2 separate regions of the Mus musculus genome follow, and region 2 is linked to region 1. A link is a loop called in an ENCODE intact Hi-C map of the cell type or tissue named here. Cell type or tissue: heart. All regions are shown on one strand.

What was found. Hi-C counts contacts between places; a loop is a spot of excess contacts. Peaks named below come from ENCODE experiments on the same cell type or tissue, not always from the same donor. Only the 100,000 strongest peaks of a DNase experiment are listed, where the experiment ranks them.
Region 2: it touches region 1 in a loop (27-fold over the local background); 20 of 42 quality-filtered maps call a loop at or near these places.

What each region holds. Positions count from the first base shown.
Region 1 is chr8:23,530,627-23,533,126 of GRCm38, reverse strand. No RefSeq gene overlaps it. Among named protein-coding and RNA genes, the nearest start is that of 4930413E20Rik, 2.6 kb to the left of the region's middle. In heart, a CTCF peak has its summit at 1,182 (motif pointing right); no DNase peak of the experiment used is centred here; H3K27ac peaks cover 427 bases.
Region 2 is chr8:23,342,889-23,345,388 of GRCm38, reverse strand. No RefSeq gene overlaps it. Among named protein-coding and RNA genes, the nearest start is that of Gm24335, 54 kb to the right of the region's middle. In heart, a CTCF peak has its summit at 1,034 (motif pointing left); no DNase peak of the experiment used is centred here.

The DNA.
Region 1 (2,500 bases):
ACCCTCCATAGAGCAATGGCTGCTGTATAATAGCCTCTAAGCCCTCCCACAGCAGCCCCGACCACGTCAAGGGACCTAAAGACTACAAAGGTTCCTTTAAAAAGGAACTGCTTTCTTGGCTAAGATGTAGAGTCTTACGTCCCTTGAAACAACCTGCTGCCTGGAAATCTACAAAAAGGTGGCCCCAAATTATTTCTGGGAGATTGACATTGGCATTTATTTTATTTTATTTTTCATGAATAACCGTTACAGAAAGAGAACTGAGAGTCTGTCTTATCTTTATGGATTTAAATTTGCTTTCCTTCCAGTCAAAGGCTCAGATAAGAGGGTGTACTAGCTGGTTTCATGTGTCAACTTGACACAAACTGGAGTTATCACAGAGAAAGGAGAGTCCCTTGAGGAAATGCCTCCATGAGATCCAGTTATAAGGCATTTTCTCAAGTAGTGATCAAGGGTGGGAGGGACCATTGTGGGTGGTGCCGTCCCTGGGCTGGTAGTCCTGGATTCAATAAGAAAGCAAGCTGAGCAAGCCAGGGGAAGCAAGCCAGTAAAGAACATCCCTCCATGGCTTCTGCTTCCTGACCTGCTTGAGTTCCAGTCCTGACTTCCTTTGGTGATGAACAGCAATGTGGAACTGTAAGCTGAATTAAACCCTTTGCTCGCCAACTTGCTCCTTGGTCATGATGTTTTGTGTAGGAATAGAAACCCTAAGACAGATGGGAGAAAAAGAGAGAGGTAGACGAGAGGAAGGCAGGATGACAGGGCTTCAGAGGGGAAAGGAAATCTACATGCCATCCCTATACCACCAACCAGCGGTCCACCCATATACAGCCATTCATGCTTCAGGACCACGGCTTACCTGACTCAATGCTGTCCTTCGCGCTCTGGCCTGGAACACCTCCCAGTCTGCCCTACCTCACTTCTGTATTCTCTAATGCTGTATAAAAACCTAACCCACCCTCCACCCCCAGCCACACCTAACCGAACCGACAGGGTTAGACCATCCAAAGACTTCCTGGAGGAGCAGATCTCTATCTGGCGCACTAGTCACTTCAGCGCTGTGGGACTCTGGGCTTAAACCTGTCAAGTCAAACACTTTCAGAGCTGAAAGCCATCTTCGGGGTCCACCCAAAGCAGTCCAGCTCCTGTCTCCTATTCATTCCCCACCGTGGCCATCAGATGGCACCAGGGTTCCACAAGCCTTCCGGGAAGCTCGGCCAGGTGTCTGCTATCCCTTCACAAGTACCTTTGTTACTCCTTCCAAGTCTGTGGGAAGGACCTTGGAGCCTCACTGCTCTCTGGAGCAAGTTTTGTATGTCTGGGCCTCTTACAGCTGAGCTGAGCCAGTCCCTCCATTTGCATGGTGCACGCTGTAGCACCTGGTACAGGAAATCACAACCCCTGTGGGCCATAGACCGCTGCTCTGGGACTTGGTAGGGTCCTAGGATGGCTGAGCCTAGGCAGTGTCAAGAGATCTGGCTTGATCACATAGAGGTTGTTTCTGGTTCCTCCAGTCCATTTCCCCTTTCCAGCCTCCTGCCTCAAACCATACCGTTTCTGGTTTAAGCAGGGGACTCAGACATTTGAGTTTCTTCCTAAAGCTACTTTATATTAATTTGTCTTCCTGACAATTCTTAATAAAATGACCAATTTAAAACGTTATTTGCTGAGTAACCCCCCCCCCTTTTTTTTTTTGCCAGTTTTCTTAAGTAGCTTGATTTCCCAGTGTTCCATGCTGTGGTCAGCCTCATGGTCTGACAGGAGCATCTTTGACCAGAGCGGGTGTGTGGTTTGTGATGTGGGATGAGTGTGAGTGTGTGTGTGTGTTTACAAGCTTTGTAAACAAGGCTAAAAATAAATTTAGGGCCTGTGAGGACAGAGGAAGAGCAAGGGAACCTAACTTTAGAAAAGTCACCAATTGCTAGAAAGGCCACAGAATATATGTCAGCCATTGCACATGATGCACATAACAGGCAATCGATCTGAAAGTCAAGCTTCAAGTCCACAGAATCCCCCCAGACAGATGCTCAATCAAAAATTCTCTCCTATCCCCCTCCCCTTGTCTCTCTTTCTCCTACCTGAGATGTTTCTCCTCTAAGTTGCCAGGCTGTAGAGAAAGGGCAGTATAGACAGGCCATCAATGCCACTTCCACTTCAAGTTGATACCTGCAGACAAGAGCTTGGGTTTAGACACCACCATCTTGATATTTTATAACCCTGTGCCAGGCAGAAACAAGTTTTTAAAAAGCTATTTGAAATCTCTCTTCTTTGGGGGGTGCCTCAAACACTCTGCTCCTGACAGCGCCAAGGTTCATTCCTGTCTCCACCTGTTTCAGTCCTGGGAATGATAGAGAAAATTCCTGAGCCCGTGGCTGTGGATCTTATTACTTCATGACCCGAGACACATCTAGGCTAGTGAAGTGCATCTCTAGTTTCTAAAGCCTAGAGGGCTCTGTTCTAATGAATGTTTTCACCTAGCAGTTCTCAGCCTGGGGTTGTA
Region 2 (2,500 bases), 190 kb after region 1:
AATTCTAGGAATTCTAGAATTTCCTCCTTGATTTCTTCGGCACCTTCTGTTTGTTCAGAAGTGTGCTATTTGTTTGCAGCTTTTGTAGTTCTATTGTTTCTATTGCTGTTACTTTCAAGTTTTGTTCTATGGTTTAATAAAAAAAAACATGGTTCATTCCATTTTTAAAAAATTTCTTAAGACTTACTTTGTGACTTATAGTATGATCAATTTTAGAAAAAACTCCATGTGCCACGGTGAATAATCTCTATTCCCTATCTGTTAGATGGGATATTCTTTAGAAATATTAGAGCCTTTTGATCTATAGGATAATTTCACTCTAAGGTGTCTTTGCTGAGATTGAGTTTGGATGACTTACCTAAAGATGATCATGGGGTATTCAAGTCTCTCTCCATGGTCGTATCAGAGTCTACCTGAACTGTCATGCTTGCTTAGTGCATTTGATGACATTGAGAACTCTTTCATTGCCTAGATGTTCACGATTGTGGAATTCCTCTTGAGGCATCAGCCCCTTTATTAACGTATGACCATCACCCTTTTCACATCTCTGTAGTTTGAAATTCAAGTCTACTTTACCAGAAATGAGAATAGCTGCTTGCTTGTGGCTTTTGGGTCTCTTTCAGGAGGCTGCTAAATGTACAGCTGTGTTCAGTTTGGCTTCTTGTCCTGGACCCCACCCACCTTCTTCCCTGACATTTTCAAGTATCTTGCCACTGCCTTTGAGATCCAGGATCTCTTCAACTATTCTTTCCTTATTCTGATTCATTTCATATGCTTCATTTTTCTCCCATCACTGGTCCTGCACTAGTGCTGTGGTGATCTTTGTATTCAAGAAATGGCATTGCAATGCTTGACTCACAGTGAGTCTGCCTTAACCAAACAGTACACTGGAGAACCTGGCTAGCAGTGACTCTGGATGACATGCCTGGGTCACCCTTATCTGAGGGAGGCACAGAGAGGTGTAGACACTCATTCACAGTTCATTCTAAACAATGCACCAACAGAAGGTCTAAGACAAAGCTGGGTTTGGGTCGCCCTCTAGTGTTGAAACGGTGATAACAGACAAAAGTATCCTTATGGCAAACCCGGTCTTGGGGTGACAGCAAGTGCTGAGATTGTAGGGGTGACAACAATGTCGGAGGAAATAATCAGTCTGCTTAGAATTTCTGGAAAAGAAAGCACAGACTTCAATAAATGCAGGATTTTAATGCACAGATTGCATTGCACACTGAGCAACATTAAGAACTTCCAGTAAAAAGAGATGATTAGGAATTGATAAAGAAGCTAGAAGAAAGGGAAGAGAAAGGAACAAAGGCAGTAAGTAGAAAACAGATATGATCAATACCTGATTTCATGTATGGAAAGGCCAGTGAATCCCATTTCTATGTACTAGAAATATGCGTTAATTTAAATTTTTCCAAAGCTGGGGGAAGGGGGAAAATTTCAATGATCCATGACCCCATCTAAGAGTGAAAATGAGGTACAGAAATCAGTCATAACCAACAGGGATAAAGCCTAAAGTGGAGGTTTAGAGCAGCTGTGCAGTGGTTTGAATGAGAAATGTCCCCCACAGGCTCCGGTGTCTGAACACGTGGTCTCCAGTTGGTGGCGCTGTTGGGGCAGGCTTGGAAGTGCTGGAAGGAGACCATCAAAGGAAAGGGAAGCCTTTGAGGGTATAGAGCTCCATTGTACTTTCAGTTTGCTAACATTTAAAGATGTGTGCTCAGCTTCCTGCTGTTGCTATCCTGTCTGCTACTTGCTACCATAGCTTCTGCCATGACTGGATCTGATCCCTCTGGAACCATGAGTCCAAATAAAATCTTTCTAATATAAGTTTCCTTGCACATGGTATTTTATCACAGCAACCAAAAAGGTAACTAATAAAAACAGTTAAGGAAGCCAGACAAGTTCAAGAAAACACACACACACACACATACCCTCAATACTCTAATAGAGAAACTTAGTAAAGAAATAGTAGTCACTCTTTTTAAATTAAACAAAAATCTTTGAACTGGAAATACATTTAAATAAGTAAATTAAGTGAAATAACAAATGTTGAAAAAAGCACCAGTATTAAATATATCAAAGGAAAAGTGGGTGAGGCTGAATTCAGACTTATTAAAGAAAAGAGTGAAGAAGAATGAAGAAATTGGGAGAATGTTGGGGTCACACTAAAGGCAAAAAAGAAAAATATGGATTATTGCAGTTCAAAGTCCTCTGGAAGTCAAAGGGAGCTTACTCAAAGAGATAATAGCAGAAAATTTCCCAAACAAAGGAAGATACAAATATTCAAATATAGACCCTAGTGGACCCCCAAGACATTATAATCATGCTTTCAAAGGTCAAAGACCATGAGAAAATCTTCAAAGCACGGAGAGAAAAGAAGTGGACAGACTGCAGAATACTCATGTTGTCTGAGCACCCCAGGAGAGAATGGTGGGAGAGTTTCCTGGTACCAAGGAAAGCACTGACCAACCAGAAGGCTGTACCCAGCCAAAAT